Regions from separate parts of the Homo sapiens genome. Here region 1 is linked to region 2. Evidence: chromatin loops called from intact Hi-C (ENCODE). Cell type or tissue: mammary epithelial cell. All regions are shown on one strand. Each heading gives the region's core, and the rest is flanking DNA. Links, peaks and the distances in the headings are about the cores only. Region 1 overlaps CFAP77 (cilia and flagella associated protein 77). Region 2 overlaps DDX31 (DEAD-box helicase 31).

Evidence for each region. Hi-C counts contacts between places; a loop is a spot of excess contacts. Peaks named below come from ENCODE experiments on the same cell type or tissue, not always from the same donor. Only the 100,000 strongest peaks of a DNase experiment are listed, where the experiment ranks them.
Region 1: it touches region 2 in a loop (24-fold over the local background); 6 of 110 quality-filtered maps call a loop at or near these places.

What each region holds. Positions count from the first base shown.
Region 1 is chr9:132,501,777-132,513,195 of GRCh38, forward strand. The region is part of intron 3 of CFAP77 (cilia and flagella associated protein 77); the gene reads left to right. Among named protein-coding and RNA genes, the nearest start is that of BARHL1, 75 kb to the right of the region's middle. RefSeq lists enhancers at 8,112-8,651, 8,652-9,189. In mammary epithelial cell, for the core only: a CTCF peak has its summit at 6,055 (motif pointing right); no DNase peak of the experiment used is centred there.
Region 2 is chr9:132,646,880-132,658,298 of GRCh38, forward strand. It overlaps DDX31 (DEAD-box helicase 31), which reads right to left. Exons shown (of 20, transcript NM_022779.9): 7 at 5,569-5,613; 8 at 4,196-4,237; 9 at 3,355-3,419; 10 at 1,553-1,672; 11 at 1,310-1,416; 12 at 1-179. Among named protein-coding and RNA genes, the nearest start is that of DDX31, 17 kb to the right of the region's middle. In mammary epithelial cell, for the core only: a CTCF peak has its summit at 4,495 (motif pointing left); a DNase peak (open chromatin) is centred at 4,582; H3K27ac peaks cover 924 bases.

The DNA of each region.
Region 1 (11,419 bases), core at 1,823-9,822, 140 kb before region 2:
CCAATGGCTGAGGCCAGGGGAATCTGAAGCCTGGCTGGCCTGGTCTGATGATGCGCCCTTCCCTGGAGTCAGGGGTGAAATCAGTCCCTGCAATCTACGTGGGCCGATGGTGGAAAAGACGTACAGACCAGGGTTGTGTTCCAGGAGGGGAATGGACATCAGGCAGGCAGTAGGACTTCCCAGCCCTTTCTACCTCACTACACAAGCTGGTCATTAGCACAAAAATGACCAATATTTGTGCATTGCACTGAACAAATAAATAGAAGCGGCTGCTCCCAGACAGTAGCGGACTTCTTGCAATCCGAAGCCCCGTTCAGTGGCCTGTGACTGACAAAGCCAACATCTCAGCCCATCTGCGTGGCAGCATCCTGCCCGGCCCTCATTTGAGGCCACTGACATTCCATCCCTAGCTTATCTTTCCAATCTCCCCTCTTGCTTCTCCTGGACTAGGTGCCTTCCTTTGACTGTGCCATCATATATATATATATATTTTTTTTTTTTGGGGGAGGGGGGTGGTAGTTCCTTCTTTATTTTTTATTTTTTCTAATTTTTTATTGTGGTAAAATATACAGAAGATTTATCATCTGAACCATTTTTAAGTATACAATTCAGTGGGAATCATTACATTCACGTCGTTGTGTGACCGTCACCACCATCCATCTCAAGAACTTTTTCATCATCCCAAACCGAAACTCTTTCCCTATTAAACACAAACGCCCCAGCCCCTGGCACCCACCATTCTACTTTCTGTTCCTATGAATTTGACTACTCTAGAGATCTCATATGCACGGAATCATACAATGTTTGGCTTTTTGTGTCTGGCTTATTTCATTTATGTAATACCCTCGTGGTTCATCCATGTTATAGCACGCATGTGAATTTCATTCCTTTTCAGGGCTGAGCAATGTTCCCTGTCACTCATTCATCCGCTGATGTGCATTTAAGTTGTCTCCACCTTCTGGCTATTGTGAATAATGTTGCTGTGGACGTGGACGGACACGTGTCTGTTCCAGTCTTGCTTTCAGTTCTTTTGGGTGTAGACCCCGTAGTGGGATTGCGGGATCAGGTGGTAATCGTGTTTTAAGTTTTTGGGGACCCGCCACACTGCTGTCCACAGCATGTGCCGTGTATGCTTTTGTATACTTTTCCCACCATCCTACTCATGGGAAAGAACCCTGAGGATTGAGTAGGTGGGAAAACCTACTCATTCTTCAAAGTTCAGCTCAGCATCGCCTCTTTGGTAAGTTTTCCCACCTCTCGTGGCCTCAAATACCAGGCACATCTCTCCCCAGAAATGCATTTCTATTCACCAGCCCTGAAACCAGGAAGGTGACACTAGAGACACCTTGGAAAGTCACTTCGGGGCTGGATTAATGAACTCCTGTACATCGTCCTCCCTGTACCTTTGAAATCATCCCCCAAGTGGGTCCCCCAAGGCATCCCCTGTGACTTTTGCTGCTGATCCAGCTCCTCTTCTCAGCTCCCAACACATGTGCCCTCCCTTGCCCTGTTCTCGCAGGCTGCCTGGGGCAGAGAGGAGCCCCTGTTCCTGGTCCGTGCTGTGCACTAGGTCACTAGATCAGTCCATGCTGGTGACCAAGTGTCACAAAGACAGTGTGGTGGCAGGAGAGGGGCCCTGGGTCGGGAGTTGGCCTGGGATGCTAGTTCCAGCTTTGTCCCCAGCTCTCCACGTCACATTCCCCCCAGGGCTTCTGTTTCCCCATCTGTAGATAGGGGGCTGCACTAGTGACACATATACTAATCACAGCACTCTGTGATTCTCAGGCTATGTTTTGCCTCCTCAGCTTGGGTCTAAACCTTCACGCCAATTTATTTTCATGGTTATGAAAACCTTGTGCCAGAGGTGGGCAGGATTACTATCCAACTGAGGCAGGCAGAGGTTAACTGACCTCCCCAAGTTCACACAACCTCTTCATGGCAGGGCTTGGCCTGGATTCTCAACCCTTAGTATGTTTATATTTAAAAATAGAGCCGGGTGCAGTGGCTCACGCCTGTAATCCCAGCAGTTTGGGAGGCTGAGGTGAGTGGATCATCTGAGGTCAGGAGTTCGAGACCAGCCTGGCCAATATGGTGAAACCTCGTCTCCACTAAAAATACAAAAATGAGTCGGGCGTGGTGGCATGCATCTGTAATCAGTAGGCTGAGGCATGAGAATTGCTTGAACCTGGGCGGTGGAGGTTGCAGCGAACCAAGATCGCACCACTGCACTGCAGTCTGGGTGACAGAGTGAGACTCCATCTCAAAGAAAAGAAAAGAAAAGATTAGAACACAAAGGACACTTGTGATCACCTGGTTCAAAGCCCTTACTTAAAACAGGAGAAAATAGAAAGAAGTTAAGAGAGGTGAAGTGAGCTTCCCAAGGTTGCACAGCAATTTGTTAACTGAGCCAGTTCTGGAGTCCAGTTGTCAGGCTCCCCATCCAGTGCTCCTCACTCTGTGTCCTACTTCCTTGGAACCGATGTGCAGCCGGAACACCCACAGCTTCTCATCCTAGTGCCGGGGTTTTCCACGGCATCACTGAAGTCAGCTGGGCTCAGAAAGGACAAGCATTATCATCCAGCTTTCAATATAGAATCTTAAATTGCTGTAAAACCAAGTGGCCACAATTCCAGGGAAAGGACGTGATGAAGTGCTGGCTGTATCTTCTGTGATGGTAAATGGGCTTTGCATATGCAAATTGAATGGATTTTAAAATGGTATTTAATGACAATTTTCGTAGCAGACATTAACATTAATTGCACAAAAATGAAAATGCTGCATTAGGTTGCTGTTAGCAGCAAATATCGTGGCCATAAAGCTTTATCTTTATCAACAGCAGCCCTTCCTGATGTGACGGGCAGCTCCGCAAATTGCAGGCAAAAGGGCTTTTATGGAGCAGAAATATCCCCCAAAGCAGGCCCAAATCAGCATCAATTTCACTTTATTTCTTCGTAAATGGAGGTTAAATGGCTTCTGGAAAAGCTTTTACTGAGATGCCCAACCTGCGTGGAAAGCCTCCACCCACCTTGCAGCATAAGTGCGGAGGAAACGGTGACAAAATCATTGCCCCGCTCCCTAATGGGGCTATTACTTTAAAGTTATGGGGCCAAGGCCCATTTTCTAATGATCACCTTTTACAAGCCTCAACTGCATTTCTTTCTTTACTTTAAAAGCATGTTAAAACACCAAATCCGATTACACCCGACAGAGGAGGTGTTGGGGAGGTTTGGTCCAATAAATAAATAAACAAAACAAAACAAAAACAAAATGAGTGTTATTTACTCACAATTACAGACGTGTTAAAAAAATAAAGTCCCACCTCAGACTGAATCCACTAACGCTCCCTCTAAGCTAGGATGCTAATGAGCAGAGGGGTTGTGACTGCCACCCTGTGAGCTACGATTCTGACCACAGCCAGCCCCCCAACCCCCATCCATGTCTAGATTTGCAGTGGGCAAATGAATTGTGGTGAGGGGTGCACCCCCTCTTCTCCACACGTCTCTGAATCTGCCCATTCAGCCTCAATACCAGATGGGATGCAAAGCCGAATTTAGATTATTCAATTACTTCCTTCCCAGTTATCCTATTTGGTTCCCAATCCACACCGATTTGCTGCAGGTTGTCACTAAATCGGAAGGGTGCATTTCAATCCCAAAGCCTCTGTGGCTTGCAGGAAGTGGAGACCTGAGGAGTTATCTGGAAAATGGGGGTTGTGTAGACATGGGGGCAGACTGGGGGCCGTGTAGACATAGGGTCAGTCCTGGGGCTGTGGCTAAATCAATCCACAGAGGAGTTTGGCTGGTACAGTAATTAAAGGAAAAAAAAAGGTTGAGTTGCCACATTTTTAAAAAGTCAGGAGATTTCATATAAATACCTGAATTTTCCATTTCCCTTGAACAAACAGAAGCCTGGGCAAGTGGATCTGCGCTCTGCCTGGCTCCTGGGGCTGGGGCTGAGGGGCAGCATCCCTTTGGACAGAATCCATGGACTGTTTATCCCAGTCCTCACCCAGACTGGCTTCTCTCATTTTTGTTACCTGCCTAGTCCAGGTAGGCACGGAGTTTGGAACCCCTGGTGTAGACGGATTGTCTCGATCCCTCAGCTAACGGCAGCCTCTTTGTGTCCTCTGATAACAGTATGAGCCACCGCTAACAAAAGCTGCTCTGCATCGATCTTAAACGTGGCAGGCATTTTGCACACATAATTGCTAACCCTTATGTCCTTCCTATGAGACAGGTATCATTCTGCACACTTCACAGGCCAGGAAAGGGAGGGCAAGGGCCCTCCCCGAGGCGTTACGGTGCAGAGCCCGGATTTCTATCCAGTCTGGCAGCTGGCTTTGAAGACCACACCTCTAGGATCAGGCAGCTGGAAAGAGCCCCGGCATTCTCTCGCTGCTGTTTCACTGTCAAATCCCAGAATTCAAGTCAGGGAAGAATTTTAAATTCTCATTACCAGCGTGTAAGGCCCTAACACAGATCTCAAAGCATGCTGCCACCCAAGGTCCGGAAACAGATATGTCTGGAGGCCAGATATGTAACTATTAAAGACACACTTAATTATTGATGCACTTTAATAAGTGTTTGCAAATGTTCGCATGCCCTCGGCACATCTTAATTGTTACTGCTCCTAATTGGCCCGGCACTGTCGATTATGATGAGTCAGGGATGGCGGGGAGGGGAGGAGCAGGGAGGGCCCGGCAGCAGCTGGCGCTCCTGGTGGACTCTGGGCACCCTGGGCTCTGCCGCTGTTCTGCTTGGGAGCCTGGGCCACAGTCAAGACACAGATGCCAGCAGGAACATCCATCACTCAGTCAACCAGCAAGCAGCCCCTTGCGCATCAGTGTCTCACATGGGCCAGATGGAAGGTGGGAAGACCCTACTTTGCACTAACAATGGCAACTATGTGTTATTATTACTACCTCAGGTCAGACACTGCCGAGGTCCTCAGGAGCATCCTCATTAACTAACTCTGAATAGCTCAGTGAGTACAAAGTTAGCTCAAGTGAGTACAAGGTTGGAATGCTTCTATCCCCGTTTTACAGAAGAAGAGACAGAGGGTCTGAGAGGTCAAGTCATTTGGCTTCTGTGCAGTGCGAGGAGGATTAGTGTGGCCTGAATGCCTATGACAGTGACCAAGGGTCTGATCTGCCTCCCTAACACAGGGGTAGAGGTGACACGGGCAGGGACTCTGCTCATGTTTTTCCAGCACTAGAAGGGGGATGAGACAGGATTCTGTGTAAGGCCATCCTGTCTGGATTTTTCTTAAGGCTTTAGAACTTAATCTGAACAGACCCAAAGAACCTGCTGAGCTTCTCCTTTCTGGGTCACTTCCTTCCCTTTCACATTCAGCGGCAACCACTTCCTGATAAACTCAAACTTCTTGTCAGGGCATCCAGAACTTTCACCACGCTGGATGCTCCAGGCCTGCTTTTCTCACGCCAGGATCTGTGGTGCTGACCACAGTGCCTTTGCGGAGGAGGCCTTCGTGGAGTTGCTGAATGAGTGCATGAACAAATGGCCACATTGGGGTCCAGATATAAAGCCAGTTGCCACGTGCAACCTGAGTAGCATCCTTAGATCAGCACTAATTAGCCTGGTCTACACCCCCAATCCTGGTGCAGAAAGCCTTCAGACCATGGAAACATAAGAAACATCAGATAAGCGGGAAATGCTGCTGGCCCAGCCTTCTGTCTGCAGCCGCTGCTGGTCCTGCTATCAGATGCATCATCAGCCTGACGCTGACAAATGTGAAGGATGCAGGAAATTTTACAGGCTGTTAAAAAAATGTTTGCTGCCTGACAGGTTTTTTTGAATCTCTCTGCCAAGCTGATATATTTTACAAATTTACAGTGGGCCCATCAATCACTCTGGGTGATTTTGTTTCTCCTGGATCCGATGGCCAAAAAAATCCAAGCCACCCACCCAAGCTCCTATAAAATAATAATAAGCCCTTTCCCCAGCAGCCATCCCAGAGATCCGAGGCAGTTTCTGAAGGGCGAGACCACGTCTGCATTTATTGGTGTCCTGAAACCCGGCTGAATGAAACCTGGTCTGACCACAAGGGGGAGCATGTGGATCTCGCAAAGATCCCCGGGCCTCAGAGAGGGCCTGAAATGTACATTGCCCCCTGCAAAGCCAAGTTTCTCCTGTCCCCCGCATAATCTGCTCCCTGGCACTGACTGCGACTGTCGTTAATACTCCTCTGCTGTATGTCAGGTCCCAGAGCGCAGGGAGAATGTCAGTTTCATCCATCGCTGCATCTTCAGCGTCCAACACAATGCCTGGCACATAGTGAGCACTCGAATATAGTCTGGGGCCCTTTAAGACTTTGAGACAGTTATCAGAAGCAAAGAGAGAGTCCATCTGAGACCCAGAGAGGGGACGTTAAAGCCAGAGATGACACTTCATAGACTCCGCTGTGATCCCCGCCCCCCGCGCCGCCGACTGATGTCATGAGTCTGCAGTGCAGTGATGCTGCCTCAGAGAATGAATGTGTTCCTCAGCCATGTTAATAGAGGTAGCAAGTTCAGAACAAAGGAGGTGACCTCCTTGCTCTTTTCAGCTGCTCAGGCCATACTTGTAGTATCAAGCTCAAGAATGCAGGACATCATACATTCAAGGGAAGGTTCATAAACAGGAAATCGTCTAGAAGGGAGCCGTCAGGATGATGGGCGGGAGAGGGGGAGGGTGTCTACTGTGTACAAAGAACAGGAGAAGAGATGAGGTCCTCCTAGCTGGACGTGAAAAGATGCCGCAGAGACACAGCAGCTGTCTATAACCATCTGAAGCCCTGGGATTAGGACAGTGGGGGGGTTTTGCTCTCAGAGGCTTCAGAGAACAAAATGAGGACCAGAGTGTGTGTTGGAAGGGGGCAGTCCTCATAGCTGTGTGTGTTCAGAATGTGTGTTGGAAGGGGGCAGTCCTCACAGCTGACACTTTCTGGGCCCCCACTGAGTGACCGCTGCGTCCAACACTGAGCCCTGTACCTCATCTCATTAAATACAACTCTACCAAGTAGAGACTATCATCCCTATTCTACAGATGGGGAAACTGAGGCTCAGAGACAGTCACTTGCCCAAAGTCTCCTGGCTAGTTGGAGGCAGCACCAGGATTTGAGCCGAGTCTCCCTCCAGGGCGGCTGTTCATATCCACAGGCCGCATGCTTCCAGGAGGCAGAGCAAGGCCCTGGGCGAGGAAGTCATTTCTCATCCTGAGCTCCGTTCACGTTGGTGCCAGTGGCCTGGTGCGGAGGTGAGTCCTCAGCAGCGAGATGGCGGCTACGAACAACAGTTACAGCAATGAACGGCCAACGCTGATGAGCACCTACTGGGGCCTGGCTTTCCACAGAGCAAATGGATTAATCCTCACTGCAGCCCTGTGCAGCAGACGCCCGTCACCTCTATTTATCCATGAGAAAAGGGAGGCATGGTGAGGTTCTGTCCCTCAGCAAGAGGTCACAGGTGGCGAATGGAGGTGTGGGGACTCTGTCCAGGCAGCTTACACCAGGACCCTAGCCCTTAGCGGCCTGAACAGGTTCTTTTGGGAGGTGGAGGCACTGGCTGGCTGCCCAGCCCGGGCTACCTCTGCTGGGGCTTTGGGAGCCCCCTGAACTGAGTCCGACAGGGGTCCCCTGCTCCTCAAGGCCTGCCTGCTTCCATGGACCTGGATCTCCAAGGAGTTTTGTTAAAAGGGGCCCAGGCTGAGGGCCAGTCTTGCTCGGTGGCTCACACCTGTAATCCCGTCACTTTGGGAGGCCAAGGCAAGTAGATCACTTGAGGTCAGGAGTTCGAGACCAGCCTGGGCAACATGATGAAACCTCATCTCTACTAAAAATACAAAAATTAGCCAGGTGTGGTGGTGGGTGCCTGTAATCCCAGCTACTCGGGAGGCTGAGGCACGAGAATCACTTGAACCCGGGAGGTCGAGGTTGCAGTGAGTCAAGATTGCACCACTACACCCCAGCCTGGGCGACAGAGCAAAACTTTGTCTCAAACAACAAACAAAAAAGGTGGGGGACAGGCAGGGAGCCATAACTGGGAGAAGGTAGCAGCCTGGGGCCCCCATCTTTTCCCCCTTCCACTCCCAGGAAGCCCAGCCTCCCTGGGGCCCCAGACTGGCTGCTCCTGATCCACCCTTTCTCCCTCCCCAAACTCCTGCTGCTCCTTCCTCCTTCATGGGAGCTTTGTCTCCAGAGCCAGGACAGAGACATTTTTCATGCTTTGCCTTGTTTCCCTTTCGGCTCTCCTGTGGCCCGGACAGAGATTTATTCGCGGCCTGACACTCGCGGCATCCCAAGCAGGGAGGGCTCAGGGAGGCACTGATGGGCCCGTAATGGATGGGGCCGCCACTCCCCCAGGGCCTGGCCAGGCCCGAACCCCATCCATCAGGAGCAGCTCGGTGCCAAGGTCAACGCTAACGAGGCTGGCCCGGCTGGTTCCCCTCGGAGCCTCCCAGGTTGCATCGCACATGCTCTGCTCTGCCTTTGATTTTTCCAGAGCTGGGCCTCACCCGTGTCAGGGGAGGGGCACAGCGAAAGCCCTTCTGGGAGCCAACGCTGGAGTCCAGAGTCGGGAGTCCGGCTTGGTGCCTGGCCCGGCCGTGGGCCTCTTATCGCCTCTACAGCCTCCAGCTCACAACACAATCAGAGGGGCTGCTAGGGTGAGGTTGGTTTAGCTCTTTCCGGGACACGGAGGAGATGGTGCTGCTGTGAGCCAGCCGGCACCTCCCTGGCACTGCACGAAGAACCAGGCATCAAGCCCAACACATCAGCCCACATCCCACTGTGGCAAGGGACCCCGCAAGCAAAAGTAGTCACAGAATGAGCGCGTCATGCAGAGGAGCGGTGAGCCCAGCCAGGAGGAGCTGCAGGCAGGCCCTGATACATCCCGTCGGTGGCCAGATCATCTCATCGTGTGGAGGAACAGTGAGCTCACAGGACAGAGCTGCACGCTGGGCCCCATCAGTCCCGTCGGAGGCCAGATGGGAGTGGCTGTTCAAGCTAGAAACCGCTGGAGCCTTGCATTCGTTTTGATGAATAATAGTGCCAGTTTCCGGGGCTAGACACCATGCTGGGTGCCTCATACACATCAACTCAAGAGATCCCCAGACGGGCCCTAAGGTAGCAACTGACTCTCTTATCCCCATTTTATAGACAAGGAAACCAAGGCCCAGAGACACTTGTACACAGTCATGTGGTTGCAAAGGGGTCACGCTGGGATCTGATCTCAGAACCCACATTCGTTACCTCCGGCCTATGCTGAGAGTTCATTTAGTGCCCACCTGTGCTGGGCATTGTGGTGCTGGGTGTTTGGGATACAGAGAAAATAAAACACAAAACAAACCAATATGCAATCAGCAGGTATAACAGCAAGGCAGTGCATGCTGTTTCTAGTGGGCAGAGGACCCAGGAGAGAGGGCACAAGGGTACCTTCGGGTCTGCTGAGACTTGACTCTGACTCCCCCAAGCTAAACCTCCTTCAGTCCCCTGAACTCCCTCCCTCCCCACGTTTCTCTGGACTCACAGGTGCTTTTCCCTCTGCCAGGGATGCTCGTTCCCACCTTGCCTGGCGGAGGCCTCACCGTCCTTCAGACACTCCTGTGTCTCTTGCCTGGAGAGGCCACCCTGTGTGGCCACTGCCTGCAGACCTGAGCATCTCCCCCACCAGACTCAGTGGGGCGGGCCTGGTGTTGCCCACTCCTCCTTCCCCAGTGCCAAGCATGTGCCTGCCTGGAATGTTGTAGGTGCTCAGTAAACGCTTGTTGACTGACTGCGTGAGAGGGAACAGATTGCTCAAATGCAGTGCGTCCTGGATTTTGGGAACAGGCACTATTCTAGTGCCAAGAGCACATGAGACGGCCAACTCTTTCCCGGGCACGACTCTTGCAGGGCACTGAGCTTCAGCTACAGGAGCTGTTGAAAATCATCGTTTGTTAATTTCCTGGGGTTTCTGAAACAAATTACCACACGTTCAATGGCTTAAAATAACAAAAATGAAGCGGCCGCGCGGCGGCTCACGCCTGTCATCCCAGCACTGTGGGAGGCTGAGGCGGGCGGATCACGAGGTCAGGAGTTCGACACCAGCCTGACCAATATGGTGAAATCCCGTCTCTACCAAAGATACAAAAATTAGCTGGGTGTGGTGGCACACACCTGTCATCTCAGCTTCTTGGGAGGCTGAGGCAGGAGAATCACTTGAACCTGGGAGGCAGAGGTTGCAGTGAGCCAAGATCATGCCACTGCACTCCAGCCTGGGCAACAAAAGCAAAACTCTGTTTAAAAAAAAAAAAAGTAACAAAAATGGATCCTTTCCTAGCTCTGGAAGCCGGAAGTCTGAAATCAAGGTGTTGGCAGGGCCACGCTCCCTCTGCGGGCTCTAGGGGAGGGTCTCCGACCTCCTCCAGCTCCTGGTGGCCCCAGGTGTTCCTTGGCATCCCTTCAGCCACTGCTGCCTCAAACTTCACGTGGCTGTCTCTCCTGCATCTCTGTCTTCTCCTCTTCTGTCTCTTACAAAGATATTTATCATTGGGTTTAGGGCTCAGCCAAATATCCCCAGATGATCTTATCTCAAGATCTTTAATGTAATTACATCTGCAAAGACCTCTTTTCCAAATAAGGTCAAATTTACAGGCTGGAGGAGGGTTAGGATATGGACACATCTTTTGGTGGTGGAGGGGAGACCATTCAGCCCACTCTAATCATCGAAGCATCTTAACACAAATCAAGTCAGAGTGTCCTGCATTTTAGGTGTCGTTGGGTTTTGAGAAAACAATCTTTAGAATTATAATTTTACAATGGCTTCCCCTGGAGTCTTGCTACCTGTTGGCCCCTTATGTTTTTGTGAAAAATGCAGAAGGGGTTTGTAATCAGTCAAAAGATGATAGGTATAGGCCAGGCGTGGTGGCTTACACCTGTAATCCCAGCACTTTGGGAGGCCGAGGCGGGCAGATCACCTAAGGTCAGGAGTTTGAAACCAGCCTGGCCAACATGGCGAAACCTTGTCTCTACTAAAAATATAAAAATCAGCCAAGCGTGGTGGCAGGTGCCTGCAATCCCAGCTACTTGGGAGGCTGAGGCAGGAGAATCACTTGAACCTGGGAGGTGGAGGTTGCAGTGAGCTGAGATAGTGCCTCTGCACTCCAGCCTGGGTGACAAGGGTAAAACTCCATTTCAAATAAATAAATAGATAGAGATGATAGGTATAAATGCTTTTATGAGGAGCAGGTATTTTATTTTTTTAATTTAAAAAAAATTTTAATTTTTGTGGGCACATAGTGGGTGTATATGTTTATGGGGTACATGGGATGTTTCGATACTGGCATGTAATGCATAATAATCACATCGTGGAGAATGGGGTCTCCAGCTCCTCAAGCACACAATCCAATTCTACTCTTAGTTATTTTTAAATGTGCAATTAAGT
Region 2 (11,419 bases), core at 1,379-9,378:
CACAGTCACATGCTGCTTGAGACTCTCTGGTATTGCAAAGCTGTCCAGCTTGTCGCCAGCTGGTGGAGGACAGACCTCCTGGACCGCTTTGTCCTTTGGGTTCAACTGGTCATGGCTCTTGTCCAGGACAGAAATACTGACTGGATCATGCAAACTGATATCAGCTAGCCGCGTTACACCTTGGATAAAAGTAAGAAGGGCAAAGCAGACAACAAACACACCATGAAACTGGTCACAAAAGCGTACCCCCATACAGCACCCACCCATGTATGTTAGGACTACGTATGTTACCCCATGGGTATCACCAAGTCCCAGCACTGATCCGCCCTAGTGCCAACGTGTGTGTTGCAGGGAGATCTACCAACGTATCTTTCCATAGCCATTCTATAAACACTCACCTATGGAACAGCGTCCAAAAGATAGCAACAGATACTGCGCCCACCCCCACCTCCCAAAAGGGTTCTTTGGTCAAGTAAGTTATGGCAAATCTTGGATTTCAAAGGTTTCACAAAAGCGTTTTTGCTATAAGCAGCCCTCTCAGGGCCTTTATTGTGTTAATGTGCCCTGAGAATATCCAAGGGAGGGATGTGGGGCATTTCTCAAACTTTCTTGACCACAGAATCCCTTCTTCGTGAATCATCCCTCAAAAATTAGAACATAGGGAACTGTGAGGGACCACATGCATGGCATCTGGTACATGCACATCATAATGTGGCCTAGTAAATCAAGGAAACCAGACAGAAAAACGTGAAAGCTGCACTGCTGGTCAATGACTCACTGTGTGGGGTGGATCTGGTAGAGTGATACAACTTTTCCAAGCCTTCGTGTTCCCAGTGATAAAAAAGAGAGCTAAGAATTTCCATCTCACATGGATGGAAGACAGAGAAGCGCTTCATTGATATATTTTTTAAGTTTAATAGCTCTATAGGAGGAAGAGTGATTACATTAAAAATGCACTCAGATAAGAGGTCATCATCTTCAGTGCAAGGGCCCTGCTCTCCATGGGTTGCAAGTGCACAAAAACCTCATGAAACCACCAAGCCAATAGCAGCCAGTCTTTTCTCGTCCTCATCCCTGCCCTTTCTCCCTTTCCCCATGCCCTGGGGAACATATCTGTCTTGGATGACTTGCAGAGGGAAGTTGGGAGTGTAGAACATAGAGTTTGAAAAGGCAGTCTTCTAAGGACAGCTCTCTCCCTGCCCCCACCTCCCTGAGGTTGAGAATCACTGCAGCAAACAACCCAGGTTAAATCTAGGTCCTTCCTCTTCATTAAGAACAAAGAAGGACCCATCACTTCTTTTCAACTCACCTTCTGTGAGTGTCGCTGATAGCAAGACATTCTGTCGTTTTTGGCATTCAGCATTTACAGCATTAAGTATCACTGTGATGTCCTTTTCAAAACCCAAATCCAAGATTCTGTGATTGTAAAAAAAAAAAGAAATTTTCAACTATATGAAGAGCAGATGTGGTCTAAGGGGCTACAGAAGTTGCAACAAGGAGAGGAGAAACAGCCCTTCTCTTCTACCTGTTATCATCCTGGGACGAGGCTCACCTGTCTGCTTCATCAAACACCAACCACCGCAGCCGACTAAAATGAATGTTCTTTGTGGATTTTATATGATCCACCAGGCGTCCAGGAGTTGAGATAAGGATATTTATTCCTTTGCGGAGTCTGTTTAAAATTATATATCATAAAAGAAAGTAAATCAAACAGGGCCACGCCAGTAGAAAACACAGGAAAAAGGCAAAATAGACAGACTCATTTCATGTACAGTGCAAACGTGCCATAGCCTGAAATCATGACAAAACATAAAAACTGGGTAGAAAGCTGTACTTGAGTCTTTCCCTGTACTGTGAAATGCAATTGTTAAGATCTGAAATTACATTAAAATCATAAAACTTTAACTTTGAAAGGGATCATAACTACATAATCCAATGCTCTTTATCTGACTCATAAATCCTCTCTAGAACCTTCCAAAGAGATTGTAGTCTAGCCTGTTCTCGAAGGTTTCTGTGCCAGAGAATCTAGTATCTGAGCAAGTGATTCCATGCCAATGTGCTCCAATTGCTAGGACACTTTTTTCTTATGCTAAGCCCTTTATGTAACTTCCATTCAACGGGGCTCAGCTTTGTCCCATGGGTTATATACAATAAATCTAATTTCTCATTCCCCAGACAACCATTTTCCTGTCAGTCCACCGTAATAAAAGCTTCCAATTTTTAGCACATTTTTTTTTTCTTTGTAGAGACGGGGGTCTCACTATGTTGCCTAGGCTGGTCTCAAACTCCTGGTCTTAAGTCATCCTCCTGCCTTGGCCTCCCTAAGTGCTAGGATTACAGGCATGAGCCACTGCACCCAGCCTAGCTGGATATATTTTCAAGCTTCCCTTGCAGTTAAGTATAGTCATGTTTGTTTTAGCAATGGGATAAAAGGTAAAGGGAACACGCCAATCACACAAGCACCTTCAGAGGGAGCAGGTATGAGCATCTCTGTACCCGCTGGCAAGAAATTAGATGCAATGGTTGGAGTGCCTGCAACTATCTAAGACTATGAGGTAATCTTAAAAATGGAATCCTCCCATAGTGGCACAAAAAGACAGAAAGAGCTTGGTCCCCGACACTGGAGCACCAGGCCAGCCTTGGACTGGCTCTGTCAGATTTCTTAAATGTGAAAGAAAAATAAAACTTGTATATTGTTTGTGCCACTGTTATTTGTTATTATTGTTGTTATTCACAGCTGAGTCTAATCCTAACCAATGCTTTGAGGTTTCAGGTTTCATATTTACTCCTCAGTTATAGACTACATGCATCATTATTGAGTACTGATTATTAAGCTATAATACAATAAAAATGTTTTCAAAAGAATGAAGACAATTTGAGATTTACTTGTTGCAACGATTTTCAACTGACACCCATTACAAATCCTAATAAAGGAACAAACATATTCGGTTGTAAAAAGCAAGTTACAAAGCATTATATAAGTGAATGATCTTGTTTTTGTAAAAGCAAACAACAAAACCCCAAACTCTTAATGTCCACAAAAATGAGTGGCATGCAGGTGGATGTATACTAAACCAGGGATGCTATAGAGCATTGGGTAGGTGGGAGTTAAGAAGTTGACAGCACTGTTACTAGCAACATCAGAAGGAAACCTGTTTGTAGGTTTAATATTTTAAAAAACAGCACCGTCTAGAGGTGACCGCTCCCCACTGACTCAATCTGTCCCTGTGCACCGGGACTAGGAAGCAGAGCCTGAGACAAAGCTCTCAGCAGGTTTAGAAGGACCCAGCCTTACTGAATAGGAAGGCAGGACACATTCAAGAAGGAAACAACAACCAACAAACCTCTTCCTACCTGGCCTTTTCTGATTTTCTCTTCTCTCCTCCCATTAACACTCCAGGCACAATCCAGGTGAAAGGCTACAGAAAGACAGCAGACCACAGTCAGTGCAAAGCCCCCTTTACTAACATCAGACATTGATTCCAAATTCCCTTTCCTTAAACAAGGCATGGGAGAAAACTGGTGCTTCTCATTGTATAAGGTGTTATTGTGCAGACACAATTCCTAGGCATTGCTACACCCATGTTCACTATCAGCAGTAACTTGAATTATAGGTATATAACTAGCTTCTACCACAGTGAGAGAGAAATGTGAGCTTCTTAAATCATTCAAGTAGCTTGCCTTTCTTTTCCCACAGAGCCTGAACTGAAAACACATGTCAGTAAGTCTACTGCCATTTTTGGGGTTAAGATAAAAACCCAAGCAACACCCTTCCCTACTCTCCACCCCTAATAAAAGAAAGGATGGATCAATTCATGATCCAATTTGGTGAGCTGGCTGGCTTTGATTCTGAAGCCTTCACTCTCCTTTCTTAAACAAATCCTACTTGCAGCTAAGTTGCTTTCTACTGGATCACCATCAGGCTGTACCTGTGAATTTCTGTATGTGGCTTGCTAGTGACTATGATGAACAAATTGCAGGACTTTATGCACCAGGAGTCACTGATAATTCAGCTAAGCTAGAAATTGGTAGGTTTAGATCAGTAAAAACCTATAAACTGCCTAGAGAGAGCAGAGATATCCAGGCAAAAGGAAATAATTCTTATCTCTTTGAAAATAAAGAATAGACTGTAGTATATTAAATCCTTCCTCAAAGTCAGCAAGCAAGATGAAATGGAACTCATGGTTTGCCTTACCTTAAGCAGTTTCTGGACAGTGTCAAAGCTTTGTAGAGCTAGCTGTAAAAATTTTAAAAGTTATAGATGATGAACAGGATCCCCCTTTTTTTTTTTTTAAAGACAATTTAATGTGATTAGGATCCAAACTTGGACCTCAAGTTAAGATTTAAGAAGAAAAAAAATCCTATACACAGAATCTAATATACCTTGTTCTTAGACTGGTTCTGCAACCTGTCAGTTTGGGCAAAGAGGGTAAAGACAACACTTCTATTTCTTGGACATACACAAAAATAGTGTTTTGTGCTCCCTCTGCTGGCTCAAATTCCCAGAGTGCCACACAGAGAAGTTCAAGTCTGTGGTGCACAAAAACGTAAGAGAATGAAACAAAGTAACCTGAATTTGACTCTCCTTAGAAAGAGAAAGAATATAATATGTACGCAGAGTAAACCACAATAGTGACGCAACAGGGTAGCCTCTGGGAACTTCGCTCTCAAGGAGCGATGACTGTATTCTACAACTGTGCCAGGATATCTGAAGCCTGGGAGATGGTCGCTCCTCAAGTTTATATCAATAAAACAAAAGCAAACCAACAGCTCCATTTGAGAACAAAGCAAGTGAAAATTAAAGTAGGCTACAACCATTAACAACCTTCAAAAATGCCTCATACAGAATCCCGTTCTTAAAGAACGTATATACAGTTTCCACATATTTAGTATTCATGAAGCATCCTCGAGAAGTAGCAAGTTTGCTGCTGTAAAAATTTTAATAGCTTCTGTGCCTGCTCCTTCATTGGACTGAGCTGAGATAGGGGACTGCAGGCTATATGAAAAGCTGACTTCAAATCATCTCTGTGATCAATTCTCTGTAAGGAAGTGATTAGCATTTGATATAGAAACCACATACCCTAATCTGAAGTTGCCTCTGTAGGCAAATAAAATAGATCAGATAGAAGAGATTTCCACCAAGAAAGAAAAAAATATTGAAAAGTTTAACTTTTAGGAACAAGTAACATTTTTGGTAGCAGTAGCTTCTTAAAAAAAATAAAGGTTCATTTTCAGAGCCAACTGCTTTTGGTTTTGAATAAAGTTGCTAAAAAATTGCATTTCTGTAGGTTTTTTTTTAGCAACTTAATTCAAAACCCAATTAAACAGACATTTAATAGTATCATTAGTTTCTAGACAATAGGAAAATACTTTTCCATACTTATGATTCTCAGAGACTACTTGAATTTTTCTCCTTGACAAGAACCAGAAGGATGGTTTCCAGGCAAATGGAACTGGTGTGCAGTGGCTTGTGCAGTAGGGAGAAACATGGTAAAACCACTTTTAAATTCAACGGGACATTAGTGAAAGCATGTGCTTAAAACTTGTCCCAAAAGGGAGCCTGCTTACCTCTCTCGTTGGCACGAGCACCAGGGCATAGGGGCCATCACTGCGCTGTTGACACACAGAAAAAAAATGCCATGAGCAGGATAAACAAAGGCAGACTCCAAACGGACAGGACACAGGGGTGGCCGGTTGTAGAACATCAGAAGCACTCTTAATGAAGAAAGGGACAAAATAAGGTTGCCCACTGATGTGGTCTGGCTGTGCCCCCACCCAAATTTCGACTTGCATTGTATCTCCCAGAATTCCCACATGTTGTAGGAGGAAGGGCAGGGGGGCAGGAGTGAGGTGGTAATTGAATCAGGGGGGCCGGTTATTCTCGTGATAATGAATAAGTCTCACGAGATCTGATGGGTTTATCAGGGGTTTCTGCTTTTGCGTCTTCCTCATTCTCTCTTGCTGCTGCCATGTAAGAAATGTCTTTCGTCCTCTGCCATGATTATGAGACCTCCCCCAGCCATGTGGAACTGTAAGTCAAATTAAACCTCTTTGTCTTCCCAGTCTCGGGTATGTTTTTATCAGCAGTGTAAAAATGGACTAACACACCCACTAACCCCATTATTCTAGAATACTGTTCTAGAGGTCCTGGCCCATACAATCAGACAAGAAATATGATGTATAAAATTAGAAAATAGGAAACAAAATTATTGTTAGCAGATGTTATTTTATCTTACAAAAAAAAAAACCATAAGAGAACTAATGTAAAATCTATTACAAACAAGATAATTTTGTCAAGCAGCTGAATGCAAAATTAACATATAAAAATCAATAGCCAGGTGCAGTGGCTCACGCCTGTAATCCCAGCACTTTGGGAGGCCAAGACAGGCGGATCACTTGAGGTCAGGAGTTTGAGACCAGCCTGGCCAACATGGTGAAACCCCGTCTCTACTAAAAATACAAAAATTAGCTGGGCATGGTGGCGGGCGCCTGTAATCCCAGCTCTTCGGGAGGCTGAGGCAGGAGAATCACTTGAACCCAGGAGGTGGAGGTTGCAGTGGGCTGAGATCGCACCATTGTGCTCCAGCCTGGGCAACAAGTGAAAAACTCAGTCTCAAAAAAAAAAAAAAAAAAAAAAAAAAAAAAAAAAAAAAAAATTTCAACAGCCTTCCAATATAAAAAGTTAATAGCAACAAAAAAGATAAAAGGAATATAAGCTTAGCAAAAAATATACAAAATCTATATGAAGAAAATTTAAAAACACCTCTGAGGGGCATAAAGTAAATTTTGAATAAATGGAAGGATACACCCTATTTCCAGATAAGAGGATGCAATAGTACATATAAGCTAATTCTCTCTAAATCACTCCATAAACGTAATGTGATGCTAATAAAAATGCCACAAATGTGTATATATAAAATAACATATATAACCAAACAACCTGATTTGAAAGTTCATATGGAAAAATAAATGTACAAAAATAACCAAGACATTTATGAAAAACATCAGATGTTAAAATAATTTAAAGCTACAGCAATTACAAATAATGATACTGGCACATGAATAGAGATTATAATAGCAAATAAAGTTGAGAATAGAATCAAATAGATAACAAAATTTAGAAAATAATATAAGGGCCATTTTATATCAGCAAGAAAAAGATGGTTTAATTCAAAAGTCCTGTGAGAAAAAAATAAAGTTAGGAAAACAAAGCTGGAATTGTCCTTTTAACAGATGACATAAAACTCAGAAACCTTAAAATAAAACACTGATACGTTTTATTACCTAAGAATTTTAAATTTCAGAATGGAAAAATAATACCTAAACAAAACCAAGAGTCAAATGATAACCTGGGGAGAAAATATGCCACACCTGAGAGAAAGAGCTAATTTCCTTAATTTATATATTTTAAAAAGCCCTGTAATTCAATCTTTAAAAAAAGACCAACTTGGCCAGGCACGGTGGCTCACGCCTGTAATCTCAGCACTTTGGGAGGCTGAGGTGGGTGGATTACTTGAGGTCAGGAGTTAGAGACCAGCCTGGCCAACATGGTGAAACCCTGTCTCTACAGAAATACAAAAAAAATTAGCCAGGCGTGGTGGTGCATGCCTGTAATCCCAGCTACTCAGGAGGCTGAGACAGGAGAATCTCTTGAACCCAGGAGGTGGAGGTTGCAGTGAGCCGAGATCGTGCCATCGCACTCCAGCCTGGGCGACAGAGCGAGACTTCATCTCAAACAAAACAAAACAAAACAAAACAAAATTCAAATAGAAAAATGAATAAAGGGCCGGATGTGGTGGCTCATGCCTGTAATCCCAGCACTATGGGAGGCCAAGGCGGGTGGATCACTTGAGGTCAGAAGTTCAAGTCCAGCTTGGCCAACATGGTGAAACCCCATCTCTACTAAAACTACAAAAATTAGGCGGGCGTGGTGGTAGGCATCTGTAATCCCAGCTGCTTGGGAGCCTGAGGCAGGAGAACTGCTTGAATCCGGGAGGTGGAGGTTTCAGTGAGCCGAGATTACGCCACTCCACTCCAACCAGGGCAACAGAGCGAGACTCTGTCTCAAAAAAAAAAAAAAAAAAAGAAGAAGAAGAAACATAAAGCAGCTGAGAGCATTGGAGGGCATGGGAAAACTGGACCTTCTACACCGCTGCTGGAGTGCACACTGGCATATTCCCTTTCAAGTTTAATGTTGGCATTATCTACTAAAATAAAAATGCACATTCCACTTACAGAAATTTCTCCTATAGACCATATGTGTGTGTAAAGAGGTTGTAGAATATTTTACAGACTGTAGAGTATTTAAGTGGCCTTGTTTGTAGCAAAATACTGAACATAATATAAATTCCACCAACCAATAAGAGAATGAGTCAGTAATTCACGGTACATACATACATACAATGAAATGCTAGGCAGTCATCAAAAAGAACAAGGTAGCCCAATATGGTGCTAATTAAGGAGCCCAAAACACATCAAAGAAACCAAAGCAAGGCACAGAACATCCTGCATAACAAAGCAACCACTCATGTATCAAACCAAGCAAAACAGAAAAACAAAAAACTTCACAAAATTGGTAAGAGGAATTACACATCCTCAAATTTGCTTGATATGCAGAGAATTTCCCCAGGAGGATATACAAGAGACTGGTAATAACCACCATGGCATCTTGAGAAGCAAACTGTGCCACTAAGGGAAAGTGGGAATAGATGACTTTACTTTTCGCTATATATATTTTTGGTACTCTTTGAAATTTTTAAAACATATATGGTACATTATATCTAAAAAGTATTAATAAAAAAAACAGAAGAAACCAAAGTAATCCGAAAAAGGCCCCTAAGCCAATGGTGCCTTGCACATTCAAAGTGCTCAAAGACACTGAATGAATGAACAAAACAACGTTACTGCCAAAGCTAAGCACAGAGTTAACAGCAAATTCAATTACAAGTATGGTTTTCGTGTTTTGCATAAGAAACATTTACCCAAAAGAAGAAAAGGATTTGGAATTCAAACCAGAGTTGTCTGTACTCAACATCGACTTTGTGAGACTACACTGAACGCAGGCTAGGAATGGTAAATATGCTAGTACAACAGCAGCAACGTGCCGCTGTGTGACGTTAGGAGATTCTGACATTTCAAAAGGTGTTACTACATAGAGAAGAAGAAAGAAAAATCAATTCCTCACAGGGCACAAGTAAGTGAGGGAGGATGGATATGATGTTAAAAAAAAAATCAGAGCCAAAATAACTGAAGAGTGTGAACACAGAAAAGCAGTCCGTTCTCACGCCATCACCAAAGTAATTTAAGGATCTGTTGGGTGCCTTAAATTTGCTGTGCCCTCCAGATAAGCTTTTTACAGGTCAAATCATTTTACAATGAACTCCAAGGGACTATATTATTACTTGAAATAAGTGAATTAAATTGAGGCTTGGAAAACTGTGTTTCTACAGAATATTCCAGTCTTTAATAGAATGACCGACCTGTTCGTGATTTTTTAAAATATTGCAGCAAGTAAAATATGACATATAACCAATCAAATCACTGCCCCTCCAACTAGCCACATGACCACGTTGCTGACGATGGCTAAAGCATGATGTCACCATGCACTGCCCGTCGGGTCTCAACACTGCACATGCATTAGCTCAACCCTGATCCCAGCCCTTGGAGACAGGCACTGACCGCTACCATCCCTGTGCCACAGCAAAGGCACTGAGGCACAGAGGATGAACAATTTGCCTCAAGTTACCCTCAGACCCAGGATTGAGCACAGCTGCCCACCACACCATTCCCCTGATATGTATGTCATCAAATCTCTCTCATCCTCCAGTCATGGATCTATGAAATTAGAGTTAGGCTAGAACTGTATAAGCCATTCCAGCTCAAATAGTCCAAACTCTTCAACTGGTATAAAGAAAAACCTCTCCACTGGCAAGATGCTCTCCTGGAGTACGTAAGTGGATGAGACTTTACTACATGATTGTAGTAATTTACATTTATTTTTCTCTATGTGCCAGGGACAATGCTAAGCACTTTACACAAATTCTCTCACCGTAAAGCACTTAATAGGGGGAAAAAAATCAGTTACCTTTAGGAAGTAAAATTCCTCACTCAGAGAAAACCAATGTTAACAGTTTGCTAAGAATTATTCCAGCCTTTTTATGCATGCATACACAACTATTACTTATGAAACTGGGGTCACACTATACACATCATTTTGTAACCTGCCCTTTTTCAAGTAACAAAGCAAGAATATTTGCTCAAGTTCACAAATAGTAATTGAAAAAGTATCATTTTTTAATGGCTATACTTGGTTCCATCTCTGGATGATTTTGTAGGGTTTAACTGATTTTTAAAAATTCTGAACCTATTCATTTTGAATGAATTCAGGCTTATAATTTCAGACTTACAAAATTTTGCATAAAAAAATACAAGGAATTTCCACACACCCTTCTCTCAGCTTCTCCATATGTATTATCAACACTTTCATCCACTCATTTTAGCATCTATGATAACTCACGCCTGAAACAATACTACTGTGGCATTTGCCAAATGGTGACTTTCTATTTCTATCATTTGTATATTTATTTATTAGAGTTCTACATAAAGAAGAATTCTACCTTCTCCCTCATTTATTTATTCAATAATTTATTTGTATCAGTTTGAACTCACGGATATTTTGTTTTAGTTTATAGACTGTAATGCAACACTATTATTGTCACTCAAATATCAGGTAGGCTAGATATACTGCTAATTCTGCATATCCAAACTGAGAAAAACAGTAATCGATTAGCTTTTGTCTGTTTTTTGCAGTCACCTCACTTTCTATTTCTGGTCTCACCACTCCCTCTCAGCTGAGAATAACGAGGCTGTATTTGTAGGATCCTGGGCTGGCGTTTGAGATGAAGCCTCTGCCCACGGATCACAGCAGTTAACTGGCCTCCTAGGGAACTCAACCCAGGCACTAACTTAACATGTTTCACAACTAAAGATAAATTCTACATAATCTCAAAAATGAGGTAGCCCAATTTGTCCTCATATTAACATTTCAGCTAAATGGCTGCTTATTTTCATATTTACTGTTCATGAGAAACCACTGTTTTAAATATGAAGTTCAGCCTTCTTGGTCAAAAGCAAACACCACATTGGAACTTAGAAGGTTAAAATATAATGCTTTATATACAACACAGACTCAAGCATGAATGGATAGCTGCAAAACCAAATCACCTTTATTGAGTGACCATTCTGTAAAAGGTCCCACGTTAGGTACTGTGGAAGACACAGATGCATGGCCCCTACATAGCACAGGAGCCAGGAATTAACCTTCACTGTAAGTCTTCACACAAGAGTAAGGAGCTTGGTCTCTGCAGCCAAACAGAACTGAGGTAGAAATCCAGTTCCTCCATTACTTGCTGCATGGCCT